Linked DNA regions of Homo sapiens: region 1 is linked to region 2. Evidence: chromatin loops called from intact Hi-C (ENCODE). Cell type or tissue: OCI-LY7. All regions are shown on one strand. Each heading gives the region's core, and the rest is flanking DNA. Links, peaks and the distances in the headings are about the cores only.

What was found. A loop is a pair of places that touch in the nucleus more often than their neighbours do. Peaks named below come from ENCODE experiments on the same cell type or tissue, not always from the same donor. Only the 100,000 strongest peaks of a DNase experiment are listed, where the experiment ranks them.
Region 1: it touches region 2 in a loop (2.6-fold over the local background); 1 of 110 quality-filtered maps calls a loop at or near these places.

The regions. Positions count from the first base shown.
Region 1 is chr15:56,362,099-56,377,847 of GRCh38, forward strand. TEX9 (testis expressed 9) reads left to right here and starts at 3,328. Exons shown (of 12, transcript NM_001395496.1): 1 at 3,328-3,379; 2 at 3,481-3,572; 3 at 11,343-11,406. The coding sequence starts at 3,353. RefSeq lists enhancers at 2,792-2,971, 2,982-3,031, 3,572-3,621, 8,954-9,093. In OCI-LY7, for the core only: CTCF peaks have their summits at 8,894 and 9,121; DNase peaks (open chromatin) are centred at 7,193 and 9,843; H3K4me3 peaks cover 4,416 bases; H3K27ac peaks cover 4,418 bases.
Region 2 is chr15:56,602,592-56,618,340 of GRCh38, forward strand. LOC105370832 (a long non-coding RNA gene) reads right to left here and starts at 3,005. Exons shown (of 4, transcript XR_007064652.1): 1 at 2,785-3,005. In OCI-LY7, for the core only: no CTCF peak of the experiment used is centred there; DNase peaks (open chromatin) are centred at 5,180, 5,720, 6,020, 6,630 and 1 weaker place; H3K4me3 peaks cover 4,026 bases; H3K27ac peaks cover 5,000 bases.

The DNA.
Region 1 (15,749 bases), core at 6,956-11,955, 240 kb before region 2:
CATGCGACCTTGAGAAAAATGTGTATTCTGCTGTTATTGAAATGAGTATTCTATAAATGTCAATTAGATCAAGCTAATTGATGGTGCTGTCCAGAGCAACTCTTGCTGATTTTCTGCCTGCTTAACCTGTTAATTACTGAAGGAGTAGTATTGAAGTCTCCAAATATAATGATGGATTTGTCTATTTCTCTTTGCAAGTCCTACCAGTTTTTGCCTCATGCATTTTGACACTACTGTTAGGAGGATTTACACCAGGATTGTTCTATCCCCTTGGAGAATTGACCTCTATCATTAATGCTCCTCTTTGTCCCTGATAATTTTCCTTGTTCTGATGTCATCTTTGTTTGAAATTAATATAGCGACTCCAGCTTCCTTTTGATTAGTGCTAGCATAGTGTTCCTTTCTTTATCCCTCGATGTTGTAAATAGTTTATTTTTAAGATGTTTTAACAGCTTGAGTGATTTATTTCACATATCTATATTTACCCATATAAAGTGTACTATTAATTGGCTTTTAGTGTATTCACAGAGTTGTACACCATCAACACAATTGATTTTAGAATATTTTCACTAGCGCCCCCCAAACCCTGCAACTCCTTAGCTAACCCTCCATCATCTGCCAAGCCTAGACAACTACTAATCTACTTCTGTCACTATGGATTTGCCTATTGCGGACATTTCCTACAATATGTAGTCATATTGAAATAGAATCCTATAGTATGTGATCTTTTGTGAAAGAAATTAGATAATACTTGGTCTTTTGTGAATGGCTTCTTTCACTTAGCATAATATATTCAAGGTTCATCCATATTGTGGTATACATGTACTTCATTCTTTCTCATTTCTGAATAATATTCCATTGTATGAATATACCACTTTTTATTTAATTACTAATCAGTTTATGACCATTATGGGTTTGTTTTGCATTTTGGCTGTTATGAATAATCCTGACATAAACATTTGTACATATACTTTTCATGTGGGTGTGTTTTCATTTTCCTTGGGTGTATACCTAGCAGTGGTTGCTGGATTGTTTGGTAACTCTGTGTATAAACTATTGAGGAATTGCTAGACCATTTTCCACAGTGGCTGCACAATTTTCCCATTCCCACTAACAGTTTATGAGGGTTCAAGTTTCTCTACATCCTCCTCTACACGTTATTGTCCATCCTTTTTTTTTTTTTTGAGATGGAGTCTCCCTCTGTCACCCAGGCTGGAGTGCAGTGGTGCTATCTCGGCTCACTGCAACTTCTATCTCCCAGCATTTCACCATGTTGGCCAGGCTGGTCTCAAACTCTTGACCTCTGGTGATCTGCCCGCCTCAGCATCCCAAAGTGCTGGGATTACAGGTGTGAGCCACCGCGCCTGGCTATCCATCCTTTTGATTATCGCCATTCTAGTGGGTGTCAAGTGGCATTTCATTTTGGTTTTAATTTTCATTTCCCTGAGGACAATACTGAGCATCTTTTCATGTGCTTTTTGCCTACTTGTATATGTTCTTTGGAGAAATCCCTATTTCTTTGCCCATTTTTAACTTGGGTTGTCTTTTTTAAAAATTTTTTTAAATTGTTTTTCTTTTTTTTTTTGAGACAGGGTCTCACTCTGTGACCCAGGCTAGAGTGCAGTGGTGTGACCATGGCTCTTTGCAGCCTTGATCTCCCTGGCTCAAGTGATCCTCCCACCTCAGTCTCCTAGTAGTTGGGACTACAGGCATGTACCACTGGACCCAGCTAATTTTTATTTATCTATTTCCTTTTTTTTTTTTTGTAGAGATGGAGTCTTGCTGTGTTGCCTTGGCTGGTCTGGAACTCCTGGGCTCAAGTGATCCTCCTGACTTAGCCTCCAAAGTGCTCATATTACAGGCATGAGCCACTGCACCTACCTATTTTTGAATTTTAATACTTCTTTATATAGTCCAGACACAAGTTATTTATCAGATATATAATTTGCAAGAATTTCCCCTCTTCCTGTGGTCTTGTTACTTTATTTATGGTATCTTTTGAAACTAAAGGTTTTTAGTTTTGATAATGTCTAGTTTATCTATTTTTTTTTCCTTTTTTTTGTTTTTTTCTTGAGATGGAATTTCGCTCTTGTTGACCAGGTTGGAGCGCAATGGTGCAATCTCAGCTCACCGCAACCTCTGCCTCCCAGGTTCAAGCGATTCTCCTGCTTCAGCCTCCCCAGTAGCTGGGATTACAGGCATGAGCCACCACACCCGGCTAATTTTTTTTTTTTAGGAGTGGCGGGGTTTCTCCATATTGGTCAGGCTGGTCTTGAACTCCCAACCTCAGGTGATCCACCCGCCTTGGCCTCCCAAAGTGCTTGGATTACAGGCATGAGCCTCTGTGCCCAGCCTCTTTTTTCTTTTCTTTTTTTTTTTTTTTGCTACTGCTTTTGGTGTCATATCTAAGAATCCATCAAGGATTCTCAGAATTGTAATTCAAGGTCATAAAGATTTACACCAACAGTTTCTTTGAAGAGCTTTAGAGTTTTAGCTCCTAAGTTTAGGTCTTTGATACATTTTAATTTTTGTATATGGTGTGAAGTTAAGGGTCTAATTGCATTTGGATATCCAGTTGTCTCCCCATCTGTTGAAGACAATTATTTTCCCATTGAATGGTCTTGCACCCTTTCTAAAGATCAGATGACCATACATCATATCACGGTTTATTTTTGGATGTCAATTTTATTCCAAAACAATTGAAATTGTTAACCGCTTACGTGTTTCAGGCATGATCCTAAGCACGAATTCATTTGCTTCTCATAATAACTGTGAAGTGGGCACTATTCTCACTTCCATTTGACAAATGAAGTGGCCGATATACAGAGTGATTTGCCCAAGGCCATATAACTGGTAAGTGGCAGTGCCAGGATAATAATTTAGGTTGACTAACTTGAGAGCCTGAGTCTTAGCCATGCATGCTGTAAACAAAAATTAGAAATCAAAACTTCTGAATTCCACTGAAGAGCTCACTTTAAGCAAACGGGGTGAAGGTCGGATTAGCCACTAACGGTTTGAAAAGCACAACAGGGAGGGATTGCCTCACCAGCTTGCTTTCTATAGAGTAGCGGCAAAGGACCTGCCTGTTTTGGCTGAAACTCTTTCAACCCCCACAAGTTGAGAATTTGCACTAACTAAGTCGAATTTGCAGTTAGGAAGCCTTCCTGGGTTCCTGGGACAGCGCCGAGTGCTGCGAGCAAAGGCCGAGCCCGCTGCCAGAGGCTCGCGCCGCTCGCAGCACAGAACCTGAGAGTGGGAAGGCGTAGGCGCCCGGGCGGGAGGCAACCGGGATGTGGAAACTCTCGCGGGAAGATGCGTCGTTGCCTCGGTAACCGCGTCGCAGTCGCCGAAGATGGCGGGGCGAAGTCTGTGTCTCACGGTCAGTTCAACTCCAGGCTCCTGGGGAGCGTCTGGGTTCCGGCGACTAGGACGCCTAACTTCCTTTAACTTCGGGTCTGAAAGTCTGTGGCTCTTTTACAGAGAAGCAGCGTTCCAGGGACTCCGTTCCCGCCACCCGTTCAGCAACCCTCTACACCTGGACCCGACCTCCTCGCCTTGGAGGAAGAATATAAGTAAGAAATTCGGCGGTTGAACTTTTCCTTCTTTCTTTCATCTGAATGAGGCTGCTTACAAGTACTTTTTTCTGGAGACTGGCTGGATCTTCGGGACCACTCACTCTGCAGCATTCCCTTCTCGTCATCTCGTTCACCTGCCGTTTATCCTTTCTTTGTCTTTGATCTGAGTAGTTCGCCTGCGTATTAGAAGATATTTGAAGTGGGCGAAAATTTAGCCCAAGTAAGCATGTTGTTTAATTTAAAACGTAGCCCAAGTAAACAGCAAGATACTGTTGGAAGTTATTTGGGTAGCAGGAATTGCCACGAATAGTTAGTTCACTTGATAGTTTAGGTTATTTCGCTTAATATCAAGTTCATAGAGTTTACCTTGTGTAAATTTCCTTTAGGTTGGTTTCTAAATTGAAAGGATGCTTCCCACTGCAATCAGAATTACCATTCTCGTTCAAATATTCCTTTTCTTATCTGTTCTCAGTGTAATTACAACTATCCTGACAACGGTGCTTTCATTCTTGGCCCATTCTACTCCTCATCCCCAAGTTTTCACACAGCAGCCAGTGTAATCTTTTAATTTGATCTACCATGCCTTTGCTTAAAATTCTACAGTAGTTTCCTGTTGCATTTCAAAAGCTCTGATCGATGTGGCTCCTCCTGCCTCCTCTATTTGATCTTATTCCCTCTTCCCCTTTTCCCCCTAAAACTCTCCAGCTTCACTGGCCTTTTAGTTCCAAAAACTCTTCCAGGTTTTCTTTCTATCTCAGGAAAGAGACAGTCACACACGCCTTCAACCTGTAATGTGAGTGGCCTTCCTTGACCATGCTAAGTAGGCTCCCTTGTTGGTCTTTTTCATTGTCTCAGTGATTTTTCTTTCTAATTAGCATAATTTGTTACAATAAATTCATTTGTGAATTTCCTTTTTGTCTGTCTCCACTGGACTGTAAGTTCCAAGGGCAGAGGCGATGTCTGTTTTATTTGCCATCATACATACCCTTATAAAAAAGTGCCTTTTAACAACTCCCTTCCGTTTTAATATAAAATAACTAGATTAAAATTTGGAAATAGTTGGCAGTTTGTATCAGAGGGTTAAACTAGAGTTATCGTATGATCTACATATGATCTATAAGCATATTTGAAATTAAAACTGAAAGGTACTGTGTTTAGGTGAACTATACACAGACCAATTTACCACAGCAAGTAGGAAGATAATCATATCTTCTTCTCTCTGATGAAATGGGCCGATTATCCCAGTTCAAAAGTGTACTTAAGCAAATTAATCTGTTTTCTATATATAGTTCTTTATCAGCTATGCCTCAATCAAAACGGTTATTTTCATTATCATTAACCATATAGTATTAAATACCTGGATTAGGTTTATTTGTTCAGTTATTTGAGAGTGTATTTTGCACCTGGTTCTGGTGCATCCTTAGGGATACAGTCCTGCTTAAAATGAGAAATATACAGGGACTATTATTGTATTCTAGCACGAGTTACTTTATAAAACGAGATAGCTAAACAGTATTATATGGTGGCCAGTTGTTACTTGTTCTGTTATCTGTACTCTGAGTTGTGCACATCTGAAGCATATGAACAGAGTAACTCCCTACACTACCTGAATCTTCTAGAATACTTCTGTGTCATGTAGAAGAGTAAAATGTCTGGCCATCCCTGTAAGCAAGAATATGAAATTATAACAGTATGGTATCTGTTTTGCCACCTGTTGTCTTGGCATTGATCATTAGAATGCTACTTCCCAGGGACCTCAATCCAAAACCTTTTGCAGTTCTGCTTCTGTTGGAGGAAATAATCACTGTCCGAAAGGATAGACTAAGGAAGATGCTAATCGCTCAAGTGGATAGATTTTTCAAGCTTCATTCCTGTATTATAATACCAGATAGCTAAACAATAAGATAACATAATAACTGGTAGGGCAAGCCCCCTCATAAATCGCAATTACATTGGATTTACAGATTAATTTGTAGAGAACTGACTTATTTATGCTATTGAATTTTCCACGAATATGATACTTCTCCATTTATGGGTTTTTACCTTTAATAGTGTTTTATCATTTTACTACATAAAATTCTTGCGTATATAATTTGCTTCAAGGTACTGAATAGTTGCTATATAATAAGTGGAATTTTTTCTATTTTCTAATTGGTTATAAATGTAGAATTTTTAGATGTTGATGCTACATCTGCGTTTATATACACACAGATCTTCAGTCCTGCTGAACTCTCTTATTCATTCTGTGAATTCCCTTGGATTTTTGATGAAGACAATTATATGCAAATTTTGATCATTTTGTCCCTTGATAATTCTCCTACATTCTCTCTTTTTCTCTGTTTAGGACTTCCCGTGTGATATGGAATAGAAAAAGTGATGGTGAGCTTCCTTGTTTATGATTTTGAGAAGCCCACTTTTAATAATCACTACATTTGAGGTTTGCTCTAGGGTTTTGGTAGATTCTTTTTATTATGTTTAAAATTCTTCCCCTTAATTCCTAATTTGAATGAGTGTTAAATGTATCAAAACTTATTTTTTCCCTAATTAATTCAGCTGTTGGTATGTTCTTTTTCCCTCCTTTAATGTTTTAACATACTGAACTACAAAGGCAGGTTTCTTGTTTTCCTTTAAAGACTGCTAGATTTGATTGCTATAATTTTATGTAGGTTTTTTGCATCTATGAACAAAAGTGAAATGGGTGTTGTAGTTTTTCTCTACTTCTTTTCCTTTCTGTTTTTGATATCAGTATCATTCTGTCTGTATGAAAGAAGCCGAATAGTTTTCCTTTTTTGATTCTTTTCTTGGAAGCTTTTTATAATTAGAGATTTTCTGCCCTTTGATTAAAATTGTGAAACTGTCTGAGTCTAGTGTTCTTTTATTCAAGGGGATTCTTTTTGTCTATGCATTTAGCTTCTTTAATGATTAGATGTACTATTTCTAGAATAGTTTTTGGTTATTTCTAAAATAATTTTTTGTTCTAGAAAAGTGTTCATATCATGTATGTTTTAAAATACATTAGCATAAACTGAGTCTATGGTGGTATGTTTGAAATCTTGACTGTATCCATAACCATGTACACCCCTCCTTTTGGTAGCTTTCCAATATTGTTTATTTTTGTCTTTTTCTTTTTCTATCAAGCTTCCTGGGAGATTTATCTGTTTTATTGGTCTTTTCAGAGAACCAGCTTTGGTTTTCTTGCTAATCTGTGCTATTTTAAAATTTCATTAATCTTTACAGAAATAAAGACAAATGATCTCTTCTAACTGGGGTGGATTAATTTTTTGTTTTTTAGTTTATTTACCTCATTTATTGTTTTTCTTATTTCTTAATAAATATATTTAGTCTTTAAATTTCTCTCCAACTGTAGGTTAACTATATTCCAGGACTTGTTTTGATGTATATTTCTTTTATGGTTATTTAGTTCTAAATATTATACGATTTTCATAGTAATTATTTAGAAGTGTGTTTTTTAGTTTGCAAGCACATAGGGTTGTTTGTTTACTGTTGTCTAGTTTTTATTTTTCTGAGTATGTATGTGACAAGGTCTTGCTCTGATGTCCAGGCTGGAGTGCAGTGGTGTGATTATGGCTCATTGCAGCTTCCACCTCCTGGGCTCAAGAGTTCTCCCACCCCAGCCTCCCGAGGAGCTGGGACTACAGGCGCATGGCACCATGCCATGCTAATTTTTTTTTTTTTTTGAGACAGGGTCTCACCCTGTTGCCCAGACTGGAGTGCAATGGTGTGATCTCAGCCCACTGCAACCTTCATCTCCCAGGCTCCTGAGTAGCTGGGACTACAGGCATGTGCTAACATGCCTGGCTAATTTTTGTATTATATTTTTTGTAGTGATGGGGTTTCGTCATGTTGCCCAGGCTGGTCTTTAACTCCTGGTCTCAAATGATCCACCTTCCTCGGCTTCCCAAAGTGCTGGTATTACAGGCCCAGCCTAGTTTATTTTAAATTGCATTATGATTAGAGAATTGATGTGATATTAAGTTTTTAAATGTATTGAGACTTATTTGTGGCCAAGTGCTTGTTCACTTTTTGTAAAAGTTCTATGCGTTCTTTGATAGAAAATGTATTTATTATTTGTTGGCTAATCTGTTTTATATTTGTTCTTCATGACATCGGTATCCTCACCTTTTTTCTTGTTGCAGCTTTATTGGTTTCTGTTAGAAGTGTATTAAAAATCATCAATTATAATTATAGTTTAAAAAAATTCCTTATAATGTGGCCATTTTTGTTTGGGAATATCTTGTTTGACTTATTTAAATCTTCTTGATTCATTATTATGCAGTGTCTATCTTTCTTCATCCCTTTATGTTCAAACTTTGTATGTCATTTATCAGTAAGAGCATTCTTTTTATAACCAGTCTGATAATTTCTGCCTATTAATAAGTGAATTTAATATATTTACATTATTACATAACTTGAAGTTGTCTTAGCCACCTTATTTTTTATATTTTCTATTATGTCTTGTCTTTGGTTCTTGTCTGTCTTCTGCTGGATTGAATGGGTTTTCATTATGTCTTTATTTTTAGTGATGTGGAAAGACGTTAGAATGCTTTAACTTGGTGTCCTCTGTCTTTTAAATTAGATAATATTTTACTTTGTTGTTTTGAATACACCCACACCCAGTTAATCATCAATTTTTTTATAGTCTGTACTAATTTAGATTTATCATGTTTTCAGATATCTTCATAATTCTTTTTTTCCAGATTCAATTTCCTCCTTCCTGAAGTGTAGACCCTTTATTACTTTTTGTGAAAACCTGAGTCTTAAACTCTCCAGTCTTTTTGAAAATTGTTACTTTGCATTTATTCTTCAATTACAGTTTATCTGAATGTAATTCTAGATGGCCAGCTTTTCCTTCTCAGCCCATTAAAGATATCCTTATATTGTCTGTTGGTAATATAAGGATAGAAATGTTAGAATGTCAGAAATGTTAATGAGCCATCTGCTGTCAGCTTTTTAGATAATTATGCTGGTAGACTATTTTTCTCTGTTGTTTTGAAATAATGATTTGGTAGTTTAGGGAGTACTCTCTTTAAAATTCTGTATTTTCACTGTGATGTATACACAGGTGGATTTGTTTTCTTTATTCTTCATGAGATCCATGTCTTCAGTTTGGGAAATTCTCAGCATTAGCTCTTGAAATACTGTCATTCTCTCCTCTTGGGATTTCTTTTTTTCTCTTTTGGAGACAGAGCCTTGCTCTGTTGCCCAGGCTGGAGTGGCAGTGGCACGATCTTGGCTCACTGCAACCTCCGCCTCCCAGGTTCAAGCGATTCTCATTCCTCAGCCTCCCCAGTAGCTGAGATTACAGGCATGCAGCACCACACCTGGCTAATTTTTGTATTTTTAGTAGAGCCGGGGTTTCGCTATGTTGGCCAGGCTGGTCTCCTGGCCTCAAGTGATCCTCCCTCCACCTCCCACTGTGCTGGGATTACAGATGTGAGCCACTGCACCCAGGCCTCTCTGGGATTTCTTTTATAACTTCTGTTAAGTAGGAACATAACATCTGTCTTCAATGGATGTTAACCTGTCTTTTGTGTTTTTATCCCCTTGTTTTCTGTATCTCCTTGTAGGTGATTTATTTATATCTGTCTTCTAATTCACTCATTCCTTCTATGCCCATTATGCTGTTCAACATATCTGTCAAATTTCCTTGAGTTCTTAATTTCAGTGACTGTGTTTTTCATTTATGTAATTTATATTTGGATCTTTTTCAAATTCAGCATTCTTTTATGATAAAATCTGGCTCTTGCCTAATGTTTTTCTAAGTGCATTTTTTTTTTCCAAATTAATGCTAATTTTAAAATCTTTTTTTAATTGTTATATTATCTCTTGTTCTTATAGTATAAATTTTCCCTTTCCTCACATCTGCTGATTCTCTCTTTCAGTGGCTTGTTTCTTTATGCAATTTGTTACCTTTCTGAAGTCATCTTTAGCAGTTTGCTTTTTGAGAGAGTCCTATATATTCTAGATGAGTAAATGTTCCTATAGGGTGGTTTTCAATTTACCTTTACTAGTTTCGAGTTTTGATTGATTCCACGTCAGCTTTCTTCTATTTTAAAGTTTTTCCATGGTGTCCTTGTATCACCTAGATAAGATGAATTTGGACTTCCCTCTTGTTTGTTTTAATTACTCACAAGAGAATCTTTTCTACCTGTGGTTCTAGTTTCATTTCTGCTCACCTAAGGTTGTGGGTAGAATTTTTGTAGTCTGTGTTTCACAGGTGTATCCCTTCATGACTCACATACATCAGCTTCTAGCTTTTAAGCTATTTTGGCTTCTGTTCCTGTTTGTTGCTCTCACTTTGAATTGCTGCTTTATTCTTAGTACCAGGGCATTTCCCTTGCCTGAGTTTGAGCTTAGCAATATTTCCTCCATTACATTTTATCTGGCATTTCCATGGATTTAGAGTAGCATAGTCTTCTCAGTCATCTTGGTCCACTATATTAATTGGAAACTTAATCCTTGTGATTAAGTCCTTGTTAGGGAAATTTGAAAAATCAGGTAATGGCACTTTAAAGGCACCTTTAAGTCTTTCTTAGATATTTTTCTTTTGACCAGGTAATCCTAAGATATAAAAATATTTCTTAAAGCTTCAGACTGTTAAAGGATATGGTACTAATCTCCCCCCCTTTTTTTTTCCCTGGGGGTGGAGATGGTGTTTTGTGTTACTTCTGAATCCCATGTCTAAGAAAAACAAGATATCTAATTTTTAAAATCCTTAACATGTCTCCTTCACAAAACCTCAGAAGATCCTAGGTGGTCTAGAAATGTGACATCTCAACAGGAGAAAAAAGTTATATGCTTTTGAATATATTTATTATGGTGTTAACCTTTAAAAGTGAAAAGGGGACTTAACAATAGGGACAGAGTTCAGTACATTATCTTAATTGCAATTTAATCGTATAGCAGTTTAACATGCTTCTAAAGATTACGTGAAGATAGATATTCCTTTTATATTGCTGTGGGAAAACAGTACAAAATTGTGTGTATGCTATAGATGAAAATTGGAAGGGAATATTAAAAATAAAAATGGATGGTGGTGGTAGGATTATGGGCAGTTTTTCGTTTAAAAACAATTTTTTTCAATAATATTGTCATCCTTGCAGTCTTAATATAGGACCAAGTAAATAGTATTTCTATTCTTGCTAGATTCCAAGTAGAATGAAAAATCATAATTAAAAAAGGAGTGACAGGTAGAGGTCAAAATAGTCACCTTTATTTCCGAGGAAGCTTGATATTAAAGTATGTATCTGAGGTGTGAGCCACGTTGGGTCTGCTCACTAAACCTCACATTTAGCTCCCCAGTTATAGCAATACCCCAAACCAGAGCAGGTCTCCCCCATACCGTGCCCACTTCTGCCCACATTAGAGCAGGGCCTGTCTCTGGAGAAGCAAGGTTAGAATTTGCATTCTTTGCAGGTAGGCTAATAACGAGGAGGTGGTGAGTGGAACAGAGTTGAACTCACCCAGCTTATTCTTCCCAAATATATTAGATAAGTTACGTCACTTGAAATTAATAGAGGGCCACAGAAAGGCTAATACTTAGTGTTTGAGTTCCTACTACAAGGAAGGAGGAATCATGGGGAGTTGAGGATAAGTTCTTAATGGCTGTGTTCATTTTAGAGTAAGAATGCCATATGTATATTTTGGCATTTGTTGATTACGTCACTTGATAACGTGTAATTGCTGAAGTTTATTTTTTATTTTTGTTAAGATCTTCAGTATATCCCAATTATTTTCTGCTTTTAGGCGTTTAAATGCAGAATTGCAGGCAAAAACAGCTGACGTGGTTCAACAAGCTAAGGAAATAATAGTAAGTATATGTACAATTATTAATAATTCTATATAAATGCTAGTTTTTTATCTTTTTCATTTGATATATGACATATATACAAAACACTAGCCAAAGCATGTGTGTTCAGTTCAATGAATTATTACAAATTGAACATGAATATATATGCATAGGTATAGGAATGTATATATGTATATGTTTTTAGTAAGCACACATTTTCTAAAAGCCACTGAAAAAGTACTTTCCATTTAGATTCTCCAGTCATCTAAATTCTCATTATAAATTCTCATTATTAATTGATAGAATAGAGCAACTCTCCTTAGAGGAGTAGTCTACTTTAAAACTTTTATCAGTTCTTAGTTAATTTTGATTCTTACTTTCTATCCTCCCTATGCCCCAAAATGGAGTTGATGGAAGCAGGGAAGGAAACCTAGGCAATATTTTATCTTCATGCCTTATACAAATCCATGATTATTTGTTAGTTTAGGAATAAGAAATGTATCATATATAACATTTCAAGTAATATATTTTGATAATGGTTACAGATTTGTATTTTATAATTTATAATTAGATGTTTTACTAAAAATATTTATAATTAAATTTATACTTATATGTTTTACTAATTTATAATTAAATGTTTTACTACAAATATTTTTATTTCATCTTTTAGTTTTTGCCAGTGTCTGAAAAGCAGGAAAATACTTGTACAAAAGGACCCCACGTTATAGTAGAATGACAGATTCATTACGTTTTCTACTCAGAGAGCCCTGTAAAAAGAATCTCCCCCTGCAAATAAAAAACAGAATAGAAAACTGGGATAAGCTAGGAAAGGGGTTGGGGAATGGATTCCTACCCCTGCAGAAGCAAACAATATAAGGTTTCTCATATTTAATTTTTATTTACTCACTTTCTCTTTTTAAAATTTTTAATGTTTGTGGTTACATAGTAAGTGTTTATGGGGTAAATGAGATATTTTGATACAGGCATGCATTGTGTAATAATCACATCATGGAAAATGGGGTATCCATCCCCTCAAGTATTTATCCTTTGTGTTACAAAAAATCCAATTATACTATTTTAGTTAATTTAAAATGTACAATTAAATGATTTTGACTATAATAAACATGTTGTGCTGTCAAATACTAGGTACTATTCATTCTTTCTGACTATATATTTTTTTACCTATTAACCATCCTTATCTCCCACCCCTGCATCCCCCATTACCCTTCCCAGTCTCTGATAACCATTCTTCAACTCTCTATCTCCATATGTTAAGTTGTTTTGATTTTCAGATCCCACAAATAAGTGAGAGCATGTGAAGTTTGTCTTTTTGTGCCTGGCTTATTTCACTCAATGACTTCCAGTTACATCCATGTTGTTGCAAGTGACAGGGCCTCATTATTTTTTATGGCTGAATAGTACTCCATTGTGTATATGTATCACATTTTATTTATCGATTCATCTGTTAGTGGACACTTTGGTTGCTTCCAGATCTTGGCTATTGTGAACAGTGCTGCAACAAACATGGAAGTGCAGATATCTCTTTGATATATTGATTTCTGGGTCAAATGGTATTTCTAGTTCTAGATCCCTGAGGAATCGCCACACTGACTTCCACAGTGGTTGAACTAGTTTACAGTCCCACCAACAGTGTAAAAGTGTTCCTATTTCTCCACATCCTCTCCAGCAGCTGTTGTTTCCTGACTTTTTAATGATTGCCATTCTAACTGGTGTGAGATGGTATCTCATTGTGGTTTTGATTTGCATTTCTCTGATAGCCAGTGATGGTGAGCATTTTTTCATGTGTTTTTTGGCCGCATAAATGTCTTCTTTTGAGAAGTGTCTGTTCATTTCCTTTGCCCACTTTTTGATGGGGTTGTTTGTTTTTTTCTTGTAAATTTGTTTGAGTTCATTGTAGATTCTGGATATTAGCCCTTTGTCAGATGAGTAGGTTGCGAAAATTTTCTCCCATTTTGTAGGTTGCCTGTTCACTCTGACGGTAGTTTCTTTTGCTGTGCAGAAGCTCTTTAGTTTAATTAGATCCCATTTGTCAATTTTGTCTTTTGTTGCCATTGCTTTTGGTGTTTTAGACATGAAGTCCTTGCCCATGCCTATGTCCTGAATGGTAATGCCTAAGTTTTCTTCTAGGGTTTTTATGGTTTTAGGTGTAACGTTTAAGTCTTTAATCCATCTTGAATTAATTTTTGTATAAGGTGTAAGGAAGGGATCCAGTTTCAGCTTATACCCAAAGGACTATAAATCATGCTGCTATAAAGACACATGCACACATATGTTTATTGCGGCACTATTCACAATAGCAAAGACTTGGAACCAACCCAAATGTCCAACAATGATAGACTGGATTAAGAAAATGTGGCACATATACACCATGGAATACTATGCAGCCATAAAAAATGATGAGTTCATGTCCTTTGTAGGGACATGGATGAAATTGGAAATCATCATTCTCAGTAAACTATCACAAGAACAAAAAACCAATTGCTGCATATTCTCACTCATAGGTGGGAATTGAACGATGAGAACACGTGGACACAGGAAGGGGAACATCACACACTGGGGACTCTTGTGGGGTCGGGGGAGGGGGGAGGGATAGCTTTAGGAGATATACCTAATGCTAAATGACGAGTTAATGGGTGCAGCACACCAGCATGGCACATGTATACATATGTAACTAACCTGCACATTGTGCACATGTACCCTAAAACTTAAAGTATAATAATAATAAAATAAAAAAAAGATATATTGATTTCCCCTCTTTTGGACCTATACGCAGCAGTGGGATTGCTGGATCATATGATAACTTTAGTTTTTTGAGGAACCTCCAAACTGTTTCCTTTGTAGTTGTACTAATTTACATTCCCACCAACAGTGTACTAGGGTTCCCTTTCTCTACATCCTTACCAGCATTTGTTATTGCCTGATTGCCTGTCTTTTGGATATAAGCCATTTTATCAGAGTTGAGATGATATTGTAGTTTTGATTTGCATTTCTTTGATGATCATTGATGTTGAACACCTTTTTTTATGCCTGTTTGCCATGTGTGTGTTTTTCTTGAGAAATGTCTATTCAGATCTTTTGCTCATTTTTAAATTGGATTATTAGATTATTAGATTTTTTTTCCTATAGAGTTGTTTGAGCTCCCTATATTTTCTACCCTTGTCGATGGGTAGTTTGAAAATATTTTCTCCCATTCTGTGGGTTGTCTCTTTACTTTATTGTTTCCTTCACTGTGCAGAAGCTTTTTAACTTTATGTGATCCCATTTGTCCATTTTTGCTTTGGTGACTTTTGCTTGTGGTGTATTACTCAAGAAATCTTTGTCTACTCCAATGTCCTGGAGAGTTTCCCCAATGTTTTCTTATAGTAATTTCATAGTTTTGAGATCTTAGATTTAAGTCTTCAATACATTTTGATTTGATACTTGTATATGGCAAGAGGTAGGGGTCTAGTCTTCTTCTTCTGCATGTGGATATTCCGTTTTCCCAGCACCATTTATTGAAGAGACTGTCTTTTATCCAGTGTATGTTCTTGGCAACCTTGTCAAAAATGAGTTCACTGTAGGTATATGGATTTGTTTCTGGATTTTCTCTATTCTGTTCCATTGGTCTGTGTGTCTGTTTTTATGCCAGTACTCAGATGTTTTGGTTACTATAGCACCATAGTATAATTTGAAGCCAGGTAATGTGATTTCTCAAGTTTTGTTCTTTTTGCTTAGGGTAGCTTTGGCTATTCTGAGTCTGTTGTGGTTCCATATAAATTTTAGGATTGTTTTTTCTATTTCTGTGAAAATGCGATTGGTATTTTGCAAGGGGTTGCCTTGAATCTGTAGATTGCTTTGGGTAGTATGGACATTTTAACAATATTGATTTTTCTAATCCATGAACTGGAATATCTTTCCATTTTTTTGTGTCCTCTTCAATTTCTTGCATTGATGTTTTATAGTTTTTGTTGTAGAGATCTGTTACTGCTTTGGTTATGTTAACTCCTAGGTATTTTATTTGTGGCTACTGTAAATGGGATTACTTTTTTATTTATTTTTTAGATTGTTGACATACAGACACACTACTGATTTTTGTATGTTGATCTTGTATCCTGCAACTTTACTGAGTTTATCATTTCTAATAGTTTTTGGTGGAGTCTTTAGGTTTTTCCAAATATAAGAGCATATCATCTGTAAATGAGGTTAATTTGACTTCTTCCTTCTGATTTGGATGCCCTTTATTTCTTTATCTTGTCTGATTGCTCTAGTTAGGACATTGAGTACTATGTTGAATAACAGTGGTGAAAGTAGGCCAGATCTTAAAGGAAAGACGGTCAGTTTTTCCCATTCGGTATGATACTAGC
Region 2 (15,749 bases), core at 3,709-8,708:
AATGATCAGCAGCAATATGATCTGTGGACTCATCCAGTCAAGGAAAACAACTTGAAATCATTTGCCCTTATTCTTTAGTTTGTTACTGATGTTTCTTCTCTTCAAGTAACTGTTCTCACCATAAGCCTAATAGTCATAAATAATTTTCTCTAGACACATTTTTTTCTCTCTTGCAATCAAACAATCTAATTAACCTACCAGTGGTAAATGGCTTTCTTCATGTGACTAACAAACGAGCCACTTGGAAACTCACTTTGGTTACAGTCTCCTTCACTGTTTCTTTGTAAATAAGTTATGTTATAATAAAATATTGTTTTAAATTTTTTAATTTTTCTGACCATTGTATTCCTGAGAGTTGGGAATATCATGATAAGTGTTTAGTCCAGCAAGCAGATGTATACTACATTCTTATAGCACAACTCTAATGTTATTCCATGATAAATACAACACTTTGCCATCTAATTTGACAGCAAAATAATCCACACTTCACTGCGTCTTTAAAACATGACATTTAGAGTCTACTATTCCCTTCCTTTGTTTTGACATGATTGGTAAGACTAGTAACAAAAAAAAATATTGTGGTATGGTGGTACACTTGGAATTCTATCCCGTTATACCTACATTACTGTGACTTATAGTGCACTCAGCAGCAGTGTGAATTAATAAGAGTGACACATATGATTTCTGTTGCAACTACTCAACTCTACCATTGTAGTGTAAAAGCAGCCATAGGCAATATGTGAGCAAATGAGCATAGTTGTATGCTAATACATTTGCATTCATCACTGAAATTTAAATTTTATGTAATTTTCAGGTGTCATAAGATATACTGTTTTTTCTGAACCATTAAAAAATGTAAAAACTCCTCTTAGCTTGCAGGCTGTACAAAAACAGGCAGCATATAGATTTGGTCCATGGGCCACAGTTTCCCAGCTCCTAAAAATGCTAATCGTCCAGAATAGTATTTATCAAAATTTGTTTTGAGGAGCTCTACTCTTGAGAAATCTTTCTCAAAAATAAAAAGTCAAATAACCTTATAGGAAGCCATATACTATACATCCCACTTGTAGATTCATGCTGAGAAATTCTGAAATACAGAAACTCACCTATTGTTGCCTAATCCAGATGTAATGATATTTATTTATTTTCCAGGTAATTCTTATTTACACAGAATTTCTGTTTGCATGCCTTAGAACCAAGGTGTGGTACATACTTCAAGAAGAGTTGATATGGTCCAGTAATACTTACTTGACACATTAGTGAAGTGAAGTAACAAAGTTCTGAGAATAAAAAAGTTTTTATTTTTCTAGAAAAGCACTGCCCATAAATTGGCTTTAATAATAATAACCAAAACCAAGTTTTAAACCCATGCTGCTTCATCTTCCTCATCCTGAAAACACTTTTGGCATTTAGGATAAGATAGTGTGTTTAACTACTACAGGAGTTTAATTGTTGGTTGAATCCAGCAATAAATTCATATCTTTTTATTTATTGATGTTGTAATCTGGAAGTAGGTTTAGAAGCCTTGTGTTTAGTCTGAAAATAATGTTTTAGTGGTAAAGGTTCCCACCATCTATCCTAGGAAAGGACTGATTGTTTTCTGCTAGTGGCATCAGGTAGCCTCGAGAATTAGGTTTTAAATTTATCCTAATGTATCAATAATAACTTGGCATCAGTAACCATGCTTCTGAAAGCCACAACATTCATCATCAAGCTGCTACTTTCAGCCTATCCTATTGCCTTTCTCAAGTTAAGTTATTCAATCGGCCCTTCATTGAATGCCTATTATGTGTTAGGATGTTCTAGGTCAATAGCTGTCCTAGTTTTAACCCTTAAAGGCTTAAAATTGGGAAGCCTGGATCCTAACCACAGCAATTCCTCTTTCTAGACTATAGCAAGAGCACTGGGTTTATTTTTATATAGCTTCACTCTTTCTTACACGCAAAAATTAAAACCAGGGTCTTGAAGAGATATTTGTACACTCAAGTTCACAGCAGCATCATTCACAATAGCTAAAATATGGAAACAACCCAAGTGTCCATCAACAGATGAATGGATATACAAAACGGAGTATTATTCAGCTTTGAAAAGGAAGTACATTCTGACATATACTACAACATGAATAAACCTTGAGGACATTATGCTAAGTGAAATAAGCCAGTCACAAAAAAGACAAATACTACATTATTCCACTTTTATGAGGTATTAGAATAGTCAAAATTAAACAGGTAGAAAATAGAATTGTGATTGCCAGGGGATAGGGAAAGTGGGCAATGTACAGTAATTACTTAACGGGTATAGAGTCTCACTTTTACTAGATGCAAGAATTCTGGAGATGAACTGTCACAAGAATAGACATATAGATAAATGGAATAGAACTGAGAATCCAGAAATAAACCTATAGGTATGGCAGATTTTTTTCATTTTTTGTTGCTATATATATGTAAGATAAAATTTACTCTTAACCATTTTCAGTGTACAATTCAGTGGTATTAAGTACATTCATATGTCTATTCTTGTGCCAGCACCACACTGTTTTGATTACTGTAGCTTTATAGTAAGTTTTGAAATCAAGAAGTGTTTGCCCTCCAACTTTGTTATTCTGTTTTGGCTATTTGGGGCCCCTTACAATTCTATAAAGGTTTGAATATTGGCTTTTCCATTCCTGAGAAAAGAAAGGCTATTGGAGTTTTGACAGGGATAGCATTGAATCTGTAGACTGCTTTGGGTATTGCCATCTTAACAATAGTAAGTCTTCTAATCCATGGACTCGGTATGTCTTACCATTTAATTCGTTCCTCTTTAACTTCTGCCAGCAATTTTTTGTAGTTTTCAGTGTCCAGGTCTTTCACCTCTTGGTTAAATTTATTCCCAGGTATTTTATTCTCAGATCTATTGTAAGTAGATTGTTTGTTGTATTAGTCTCTTTTCACGTTGCTATAAAGAACTACCTGAGAATAGGTAATTTACAAAGAAAAGAGGTTTAATTGACCACAGTTTCACAGGCTGTACAGAAGCTTGGCTAGGGAGGCCTCAGGAAACTTACAATGGTGGTGGAAGGTGAAGGGGAAGGACGAACATCCTACATGCCTGGAACAGGAAGAAGAGCACAAGCAGATGGAGGTGCTACACACTTTTAAACAATCAGATCTTGTGAGAACTCTATCATGAGACAGCACTGCGGGAATGATGCTAAACCATTAGAAACCATCCCCATGATCCAAACACCTCCCACCAGGCCCCACCTCCAACATTTGGCATTACAATTCAACATGAGATTTGGGTGGGCACACAGAGCCAAACCATATCAATTATTTTCTTGGTTTCCTTTTTGGGTTATTCATTGGTGGTATACAGAAACTCAAATGATTTTTGCACGTTGATCTTGTATCTTACAAATTACGGAATTTATTAGCTCTAGTAGCTTTCTTGTGGATTATTTGGGATTTTCTACATATAAGATCATATCATCTGTGAATAGTTTTACTTTTTCCTTTTTAATCTGGATGCCATTTTATCTTTCATCTATCTATCTATCTATCTATCTATCTATCTATCTATCTATCTATCCATCCATCCATCTATCTGTTTTGGCTAAAACTTCCAATACAATGTCAAATAGCTGTGGTGAAAGCAGGCATGTTTGTCTTGTTCCTGATCTTGGGGAAAAGGATTTTAGTCTTGCACCACTGAGTATGATTTCTGCTACGAGTTTTTCATAATTGCCCTTTCTCATGTTGAGGAAGTTCCCTCTCATTCCTAGTTTTCTTGGAGTGCAGTGGCACGTTCTTGGCTCACTGCAAGCTCTGCCTCCCGGGTTTACACCATTCTCCTGCCTCAGCCTGCAGAGTAGCTGGGACTACAGGTGCCTGCCACCACGCCTGGCTAATTTTTTGTATTTTTAGTAGAGAAGGGGTTTCACCGTGTTAGCCAGGATGGTCTCAATCTCCTGAACACGTGATCTGCCCGCCTCAGCCTCCCAAAGTGAGTTTTCTAAGTTTTTATCATGAAAAAGTGTTGGATTTTGTCAAGTATTTTTTCTGCATCAACTGAGATGATCATGTGGCGTTTTTACATTCCATTAATATGGTATATTACACTTATTTTCTCATGTCAAAACACCCTTGGATTCCTGGGATAAATCCTATTTGGTCATGGTATATAATCTTTTAATATGTTGTTGGATTTGGCTCGCTAATATTTTGTTGAGAATTTTTACATCTATATTACTTAGGGATATTGCTCTGTGACTTCCTTTTCTTGTGAGGTCTTTATCTGATTTTGGTATCAGGGTAACGCTGGCATCAAAAACAAGTTAGTAAGTGTTCTCTTCTACTTTTTGGAAAATTGAGGATTGGTGCTAATTCTTCTTTAAATGTTTGGTATAATTCACTGATGAAGCCATCTGACCCTGGACTTACCTTCATTGGGAAGTTTTTGGTTAATGTTTCACTCTCTTTACTTGTTATACCTCTATTCAGATTTTCTATTTCTTCTTGAGTCGGTTTTGGTAATTTGTTGCTAGAAATGTGTCCATGCCATCAAGGTTATCTTTTTTTGGGCATACAATTGTTTAGAGTATTCTCTTATAATCCTTTTTACTTCTGAAAGGTCAATAGTTGTGTCCCCACTTTCATTTCTGATTTAGGTATTTGTGTCTTCTTATAATACTTGATTAGTAAGTTATTTTTCTTAAACTAGCCAGAGCAACTATTTTTCTTAAGCTAGCCAGAGCAGCTTTTCTGCATCCTAAAAATAAGAAGCCAGAGTATCATAGAAGGCATTCTTGACTTGCTCTTGGTTTGGTGGAATTATAAAGTTTGCTTCTACCTGAAATTTCTCTACTTAGATTCAATTTCTATGGACAGTTTTAAACAACATGTTGGCCTGGCAGTGAGAGTGCTTACATGTCAAATTTGTTAGGTTTTGTTTATTTGTTTTATGCATAGTCTCCCTTACTATTGATGTTAATTATAAAATTATTTTAAGAGTTGCAGTTCCGGGTAAGGTGGAGTAAGCACACTCCACTTTGACTCTCCCACTGAATGCGGCTACAAAACCTGGACAGAATGCATATAACAATGTGGAAGGACTGTGAATACAAGATAATAGTATGAAGACTAAAGAACAACGAAATTTGAAGTGGAGTAGACCTAACTGGTAGTGAATAGACCCTTTTCACCCCCCTTTAGTATTTCTCAGTGTGGATTTAAGGCAATCTATAATGTGGAGATAGGTATTGGTATAGCTAGAGAAAGCTTCCAGAGAAGCCTTCTACTCAGGATCAAAGAAGAAGATAGAGATCTCCCGATAGCTACAGGAGCACCAAAATTCTGAGAGGGAGAGGGTTACTTTCCAGAGGTGCTATAGTCTCAAGAGAGTGAGGTGAACACCATTTCTTTTTAAATTCTAACTTCCCTCCACTTATCCCTGGATATGAGTGCAGACATGAAAAATGTAGGGCAGGATGGGGGGTAAATAAAGCCACAGTATTACAGATGGAAGATCAAAAAAGAGGCTTAAGGGACTGGAAGTTACTGGGGAAAATACCTAAAGGGAGGATCTTTGGAAAATTACCAGATAATGTTGTTTATGAATTTCTGGTATCACTTCTGAGGGATGCATGTGTGGTTCTGATCATAAACCAACATACCAAAGACTGAACTAAACTAAGAGATAAACCACATGCCAGGTTTCAGAATGGCCACTGAGCAGCATACATGTGTGACAAATTTGAATAAAACTGAAGGCTTTGAAAATGAAACTGACATTGAAACCACAACCCACAGAAGCTGGTTGGAATTTGCAGCCAGAACCCAATAAGGTCAATTGCCTACTAAAACAAATATATCAACATTCTCCATAGGATTTAAATAAACCCAGAGTCCCTTAACATTATATTTGAAATTTCCAGGATACATTCCAAAACTACTTAGTATATGAAGAACTAGGCGAATCTGAGCTCACATGAGAAAAAGATGATCAACACACACCAATGCTGATTTGACACAGGTGTTAGAATTATCTGACCAAAATGCTAAAGCAGCTATTATTAGTATAAAGGTGCTCCAGGAAGTAAGGACATACACTCTTAAAATGAATAAAAAGATATAAAGTCTCAGCAAAGAAACTGAAGACATAAAGAACCAAATGATAATTTGGGAACTGAAAAAAATATGTAATCACTAAATTTTTTTAAAAAAATCTCACTAGATAGTCTTAATAGCAGAATGGAGATGACAAAAAAATGAGTCAGTGAATTCGAAGATAGGTTAATAGAAATTACCTGATCCGAAAATAAAGAAAATATTTCTTAAAAAAGTAAAGAACCTAAGGAGCCTGTGGGACAGTACCAAAGGTCTAATGTTTGTGTTATCAGAGACTGACAAAGAGGAGAAAGGAATAATGTCTAATATCATTTCACATCCACTAGAATGGCTACTCCCAGAATTCCTGAAATTAACATGTGTTGGCAAGGATGTGGGAATTGGAACCTGTGGATTCATAATTAGGGAAAAGGAGTCAGGCTGGCTGGACACCAAGGCAAAGCAAAAAGAGAAAGCAGATAAGCTTCAAGTCTGCCTTTCTTCATGGTCCACTACACATTGCCCTCCTGGGTCCAACTATCATCAGACACCTGCAAGTTAGCTCACTGCAACCTTAGCATTATCAGTATTGCCTGTAGCACTCTTCAGCATAAGAAGCATTCTTGTTCTTATTTCCTTGTTTCCTTGCAGTCAGCTACTCTTCTGCTGATTCCACCTATAGCTCCCTGGCAACGTACTTTTATACTTTCTTTAACCAATCTGCCTTTCTTTACCTACAACTATCTTGGTAAATTCTTTTACCTCTGTGCCACCAGCCCAGACAGTCATCGCGCACCCAAGACGGAACCCTTGTAAATTGCTGGTGGGAAGTTAAAATGGTGCAGCCACTATGGGAAGTTTGGCAGCTCCTCAAAATGTTAAATATAGAATTACCATATGACTCAATAATTCCACTGCTCAATATATACCCCAAAGAATGGAAAACTGGGGCTCAAACAGATACTTGTACACAAATATTCCTGGCACCATTATTCCCAATAGCCAACAGGTGGAAACAACTAAAGTGTCCATCAAAAGATGGACAAACAGAATGCACAAAATTTGATATATATGTACGATGGAATATCACTCAACCACAAAAAAAGAATGAATTCTGATACATGCTACAACATGAAGTTGAAAAACTTATGCTAAGTGAAATAATTCAGACGTGAAGACAAACACATATTTTATAAGGTATCTAGAATACACAAAGTCATAAAGACAGAAAGGATTAATAGAATTGAAATTACTAGGTACTAGGGGCAGGGGGAATGGGGAGTTATCGCTCAATGGGTAGAGAGTTTCTGTTTGGGATGATGAAAAATTTCTCAAAATAGTGGTGATGGTTGCATAAAACATTGTTTATATACTAAATGCCACTGAATTATACACTAGAAATGTCAAAGTGGTAAATTTTATTTTCTGTATATTTTACCACAATAAAAAGGGGGAGGATAAATAACAGCAAAAAACTCCTCCCATATTTTGCAGAAGATATAAACTTACAGATTCAAGAAGTTCAGTGAATCTCAAACAGGAAAAATCCCAAACAAATCCACAACCAAACACTGTGAGAATTGATTATATGAATTGGAGTTATCATGCCCAATTAAATTAGAGTCAGGAGACCAGGGGAAGAAAAGAAAAGAAAAGCACTCAGGGCACAAGTGCCTGCCCAGGGACTGTCTCCTAAGCCAACTGCCAAAATGATCTGCTACAACCTTAAGACTATTTTTACCTAGTAGCTGCTAAGATGAACTGCCATGACTTTAAGCCTAGTTTTACCTACCCATCATTACTCACCAATCAGAGCTTATGAGCTCCCAAAAACTTTCCTAATGCCAATGAGTTTTCTTACAAAACAATACATAACATTTCTCTAATAAAACCCCCAACCTTTTCTCTGCTCTTTGAAGATACCAAAGACCACCCTGGTCTGTGTACATGCCCTGAATGGTAATTCCGTTTTTCCAAATAAAACATTTTCTTTAGAGTTTCATCTCTATCATTTTATTTGACTTTGATAACACCATAATCAAATTGCTGAAAACTAAAGACAAAGAAAAAATTTGAAGGTAGCCAAAGAAAAACAATGCCTTATCATAGAAAAGAACATTGATTCACATGACTACTGATTTATCACCAGAAACCAGAGAGACTCAGATGAAATGGCACATTTTTTAAAGTGCAGAAACAAACAAAGAAAAAAATCTGTCCACCTAAAATTCTATAGACTATTAAAATTATTTAAGAATTAAGATGAAATAGACATCATTAGAAAAAGGAAAACTAAGATCATTTGTTGTCATCAGATCTGCTCTAAAATAATTATAAAGAAATGTCTTCAGCCAAAAGGAAATAGTACCTGAAGGAAACTTGGTATATTATGCATAAAGGATGAGCAACGAAAATGGTGGCTACCTAAGTAACTATAACAGACTATTCTCCTCTTGAGTTCTTTAAAATATATTTGATGGCTGAAAGCAAAACTCGTAACATTATCTAATGGGCTTTTAATGAATATAAATGTAATATGTATGACAACTATAATGTAAAGCATGGAGGATAAAAGAACATACGTGGGTGAGGTTTCTACATTCCAGTTGAAGTAAAATATTGATTCCAAGTAAAAAGTGAATATGCAAATTGTGCAGCTACTCTGGAAAGCAGCTTGCTGGTTTCTTGTAAGTTAAACATACACTTACCATTTGACCCAGCAATCCTACTCCTGGGTATTTACAACAGAAATTAAGACATATGGTCACACAAAAATATGTACATGAATGTTTATACCAACTCTATTCATAATCAAACAGGAAACAACCATATGTCCTTTAATGGTGAATGAATAAACATATTATTTATAGAATGGATTACTACTCAGTAATAAAAAGGAATGAACTATTGATACATGCAACAACTTGTACAAATCTCATAGACCTTATGCTGAATCAAAGTCTCAAAGTGTTACATAATGTATCAGTCTGTCAGAGGTGTTCGAACCAGGGTGACTCCGTCTTGAGTGAGGGCTGGGAAACTGAGGCTGGGACTTGCTGGGCTGCATTCCTAGAAACTAATGTATTCCTAGCCTCTAGATGTTTACGGTTAAGGGAACAGATGGATAATGTTTACTAAACAGATCCAGACTTGGGAGTGTCCTGATATCCTGCTATCTTGAGAAGAGAAGCATTCCTAGTTTTGCTTTAATGGTAATATCGATTATTGTAAAATACAGTAATTAAGAAAATTAATCCTTTATCACAAACCCTTGTAGCAGAGCACATCTCCCAATGATTTTTTTTATCCTATATATATAGACAAGTATCGTACCTAGGGTGGACGTGTTCCTCCTCTTACTTTCGGGAATGCCCTACTCTGTCTATGGAGTAGCTGTACTTTAATCACTTTACTTTCTTAATAAACTTGCTTTTGCCTTGCACTGTGGATTCGCCCTGAATTCTTTCTTGAATGAGATCCAAGAACCCTCCCTTGGGGTCTGGATCGGGATGCCTTTCCTGTAACAATTTCATTTATGTGATATTCTCAAAAAGAAAAACTATCAGTGGTTGAAATATAGCAAAAACTGAAGACCTGAAAAAAGAAATGAATTCAGAGTAGAAGATTTTAACTCACCTTATCCAGTAATTGATAGAACAAGTAGTCAAACAAAATCAGTTAGGATATAAAAGTTCTGAATAACAAAATTAAGAAAATTGACCTACCAGATATATGTAGAATATTGTACCCAACAACTGCAGAATATATATTTGTTTCAAGTGCATATAAAACATTTACCAAAACTGGCCATATACTCAGCCCTAAAGACAATCTTAATATATGTCAAAGGCTAAAATTATGGAAAGCATATTCTCTGATTTACCACTACACACCCATTAGAATGGACAAAATTAAAGAGACTGACCATACCAAGTGTTAGTGACAATTTGGAAACAACTGCAACTCTCATACAATGCTGCTGAGAATATAACAAAAAGCCCCTTCGGAAAACAGTTTAGCAGTTTCCTAAAGAATTAAAAGCATACTTACCATGCCACCCAGTCATCCTATTCCTATTTACCAAAGGTAAATCGGAGCTTATGTCCATACACAGACTTGCATGCGATGTTCAAAGCAACTTATAATAGCTAAAAACCAGAAACAGTTTGTATTTGTTTTCTGTGCTGCATGACAAATTCCTACAAATTTAGTGGCTTAAAATAGGTATTTCATTTAAATTTATTTTTGAATAGATAATTGGGTAACAGTTCAAAATGTGGTGCACTGGCCGGGCGCCGTGGCTCACGCCTGTAATCCCAACATTTTGGGAGGCCGAGGTGGGCGGATCACCTGAGGTCAGGAGTTCGAGAGAGAGCAGCCTTGGCAACACAGTAAAACCCCATCTCTACTAAAAATACAAAAATTAGCTGGGCATGGTGGCAGGCTTCTGTTATCCTAGCTACTCGGGAGGCTGAGGCAGCAAAATCGTTTGAACCCGGGAGGCGGAGGTTGCAGTGAGCCAAGATCACACCGCTGTACTCCAGCCTGGACAACAGAGCAAGACTCCGTCTCAAAAAACAACAAACAAACAAACAAAAAATACATTGCCCTTTAGCTATATTGGGTAGCAGGAAGGAAACTGAGAAATGAAAAACGTCTATTAAGTCTTTCTTTATATATATGTATGCATCACTTAACTGGTTGTGATTGGTACATATCTAATCCTAGTCAAAAGCCCAGGCTTTTGAGAGTCAGACTACCTATTTGGTTACACGTAACTAATTTCTTATTCACTGTGTATCTCAACTTTCTTATTTATAAACTAAGATACTAACAGTTTCTACTTCATAAGGCTTTTGGGAAGATTACAGCAAATAATCAACGTAAAGTACTTTTAGCTTGGTGCCTGCCATATAGCAAACGGTTAGTAAATGTTAGCTATACAAAATATTCACCTTAAACTCATTTTTAGAAAATAAGAATAATTCAAAAGGAACTAAGCATCCAAATGAAGCAGCTAGAAAAAGGACAACAAAATAAACTGAGAAAAATGTGTGAAGAGGACAATTTAGGTCAAGAGTGCTGTAAATTCAACACTGAACTCTCCCCCTTCTCTACAAATGTGAATTATAGATTCAATTAACAAGAAAAAGACAGTTTCATGCATGCCCAGATACAAAATAAGCATTTATTTGGGTCAGAAACAGAAGGCGGCAACCTAGTAAGGTGGGGCTAAAGCGGCAGCCCTGCCGATGTCTAGGTCCAGGAAGCAGCTAGGGGCCACTGGGAGTTTTTACTCCTTTGATGTAACGAAAGCACTATGTATGTGGCATGGAACCATGGTACAGCTGGGGTCTCTGTGTGAAAACAGCTGTGATCACTGCCTGAGGTTACTGCTTCTGTAAACCTGTATAACTTCATGGTTGGGGGTGGCATAAGAGAAAACTGCACAGAAATCTGAGCAAAGCTACATACTGCTTCAGATGCTGAGCCAGCTGCCACTTTGAGACTGGAGTTTCTAGCCACTGAGGCATAATTTTGGAGTAGAGTCCTAGACAACTAGAGGGGAGAAACCACAGAACTACTAGACAGGGAAGAGGGAGCACAGAAAGAGGCAAAGGAAAAAAAATACCACTTAAAATGAATCTGCAGATGAAAACGCCAAACCACCCAATAAAAATTATTAAGGAGAGACAAGAAAAAAATTCACTGAAAATAACCAAAAATATTTTAAAGTTTTCTTAAATAGGTCTTTAATCTGGAAAGAGAGAGAAAAAAACACTCTGGAGAAAAACTAATTGAAGGCAGAACCCAGAGAGATGACTTCTTCCTTGAGACGTTTGCTGAGCTGGATGAACCTGAGCATGGGTTTTCACAGCCTTGTCAACAGAAGATGGAAAATACAGTTTATATCTACGAGTAGAACTTCACACAATGCTGAAATCACAAGGATCTACCCTTTAGTATAAGGGTGAATTAGAAATACTTACACATTTCCCCAACTGAGGCAGGAGAATAGGGTCTGGAGGCAGGGAACTGAAGGCCATTTCGTGCTGAATCAAGGAAAAACACCAAGATTTGGGGGCACGGAATCTGAGGTCAATTTATGCTAACTTTCTAAAAGAGAAAACACCTGGGTCTGGAGGCAGGGAATCTAAGGCCAATTCAGGCCAACTTCCTAAAGCTAAACCAAAAGGTAAAATTCCATCTCCCTACAACCACCTGAGTAGCAAAGGATCAAAGGCTGCTGTCCCTGCCACCCTCCCCTTCCACCATGTCTCAGATGGAAAGGGAGAGTGCCTTGGATTGGCCTTGGGGCCAAGCAGGGACCATCCCTTCATCTGCACAGGGCACCCATTCACCTCAGCCTTTAGCCACAAACCAAATCCTTCATCCAGATAAGGGGTAACAGTAGGAACCTCAACAGGAGTACTTAAAACCTGGAAAACTTTGTAACGGGGCCCATCGGCCGCTTGTTTGAGCCCACTCCCACACTGTGGAGTGCTTTCTCTAATAAATTCCTGCTTTTGATACTTAATTCCTGTGTTTCATTCTTTTGTTACTTTGTGGGTTTTGTCTAATTCTTTGTTCAAAACGCCAAAAACCTGGACAACTTACACTCAAGGCCCTCCTTCTGCTGACACAACCATTAGGACTAAGAAAAATTATCTGTCTCCAATTTCAGCACGCTGGAGATAGGAAGGATTTCTCCTGATAATCTGTATTCACAATGTGGTCTTCAAGCAGGTTTGCAGCCTAATTTTATATCAGTTTTGTAGTCTCCAAAACCTCCAATAATAACTGTAAAGTAGTAGTGGACTAATAGTGCCTCCAGATCTTCAGATGATTGACACAATCTAATCCTCTTTGGAGGAAACTTTCTTTATTCCAGGCCTCTAAGAATTACCATGTGAGGACAATTAAGACATTAGGACACAATACAAATCACCAAACATTAAGGAAATAAGACCCCACAGGTTAGAACAAACAGAAACCACAGCAGAATCAGACGTGAGAAAAGTTTAGACACTGGAATATTCAGACATAAAATAATTTTGCTTAATATGCTTTAATAAATAAAAGACAAGCTTGAAAATGAGTAAATTACAAGTAGAGTTTAAGAAAAAAAAGAGAATGTCTGCAGTGTAAAATGTAATAACTGAAAATTTTAAAATTTTATGGATACAGTTAACAGCAGATTCAATATAAAGAGAGCATATTAAAACAATTAAGTTATGCAGAATATATCCCAGAGTGAATAAGAAAAAAAACGTTAAGAGTCATAGGGGATACAGTCAAAAAGTCTAACATGAACTTAATCAGTTTTAAAAAGAATGGAGCAGAAGCAATATTTGAATAGATAGTGGGAATGTTCCAAAAAGTCACTATTTCACAGATCCAAAAGCTTTAATAAGTCAAACAGAATAATAAACAGAAATCTATACCTAAACACGTCATTATGCATCTACAGAATACAGAAGACCAAAAGATCTTAAATGTAGCCTGAGAGAAAGAAGCACAATTAGATGGACAGCTATCTTCTTAGTAATCGATATAGAAGTGAGAAGAAAATAAATGGTATTTCAATATGCTGAAAGAAAATTACTGTTCAATGCACAGTTCTATATTCAGAAAATTTCTTTCCATGATGAGGACTTAAAGACATTTTCAAACAAGCAAAGGCTGAAAATCTGCAATCTGAAAACTCCCACTAAAAAACATTATAAAGGATGTACTTCAGGTAGGAGAGTCAACTTAGATAGAAGAAATGAAATTTAAGAGGTGGGGAACAAGAAAATGGTAAATATTATGGTAAATCTGAGAGAACCTGACTGTGATATGCTAATTTTCCTCATGGGAAATTCTTTAGGTCCTGGAATGAAGGCAGGTTCCTCTAAAGAGAATTAGTTCTGTCAAGCATTTGGGGGCACTCTTCATCAAGTAGTTAAAACAAAACAAAGGATTACAGCACAATTGTAGGACAGTTGTAGGGGCTCAACAAACATTTACTGAATGAATGAATGAGTAAATAGATGGATATCACAATTAACTCTACGTGTTCCTAGCAAAGGCTAAAAACTGGCTGCTTGCCAGCCATTTCTGGTTTGCAAACAATTTGTTTGGCCAACAATATATTGACCAAGACAAAGGCAAAACAAAACAGGAGATTTTATACCAAGTACTGGGCTTACATTTCTGGTTGTCAATAGTGGACTGAAACTGACTCACCGCTGCCACCTTAGAAGGGACGTCTACTCCTCCATGGAAGATTGGAATTGAAGTGTTTATACCTCCTTGTTTGGGATGAAGTTAAAAATAATTAACTTTAGACATTAATAAGTTAAGGATACATGGTATAATTTTCTGAAGAGGCAAGCTGAGGCTATTACAAGTTTTTACTTCTCTTATTTAACAGGGGAGAAAACACCCCACATGTGACAAGGAGTACAGTTAGCTTTCTGTATGATAACAGTAGCAACCAACCACTACTGAGTAAAGCCATCATGAAATACTCTCTTTCCTAGGCCTAAAAGAGGCTTATAACTGGTGAACTGTCAACATATTTTTGTTTTGCTCACACATTTCTGGACAACACTTAAAAATCAAAAGATGTAATATCCCATTCTGAGCCTGCATTTTTGATGGGCAGTCTTGGGCTAGAACTGAGTAGCAGAGGCCACCTTTTAGAAAGGAGTATATGGTCTCAAGTGGAATTTAAGTATTTTGGGGTTCCTGTTTGGGAAAAGGGTAAATATGATTAACTATAGACTTTAATAAATTTAGGATACATGGTGTAAATTCCTGGAGAGTACCCACTAAAAGATTAAAATAAAAATTTTAAAAAACAGTATAAAGTACAGATGCTCCTGGACTTATGATGGGGTTGTGTCATAATAGACCCATTGAAAGTTTACAATATCATAATTTGAAAATGCATTTAATATACCTAACCTACCGAACATCATAGCTTAGCTTAGCCTACTTTAAACATGCTCAAAATGCTTATATGAGCCTAAAGTTGGGAAAAATCATCTAACATTTGTTTTATAATAAAGTGTTAAATATCTCATGTAATTTATTGAATACTGTATTGAAAATGAAAAACAGAATGGTTGTATGGGTACTCACAAGTATGGTTTATGCTGAATGTGTATTTTTTTGCACCATTGTAAAGTTGAAAAATACTAAGTCAAACCATCATAAGTCGAGTACTGTCTGTATATAACTCCAAAACCAGTAGAATATTAAAATAAGATGAGAAAAATGATACTTTGAAAGAGAGCAAGAAAGAAAATAAAAATAGAATGCAGAATAAACAGAATGTTCACAATTTATCATTACCATAAACATAGTGGACTAAATACTGTAATTAAAAGACAAAGATTATCTGATTGTATTTTTAAATTGTATGTATATACTACAGAAAGGTTGAAAGTATAGTAGTGGAAAATATATATCATGCAAATACTAACCAAAGAAAGCTTGTATGGCTGTCTCAAACAACATAAACGTTATGCATGGTCACTATTAATAAGGCTCAATTCACCAGAAAAATAACTTTTCTGCATACAATGTAATCTCAAATTAAAACAAAAGTTCATGAAATCACAGCTATAAATGGACAAATCTACCACCACAGTGAGGAATTTTAAAACATTTCTC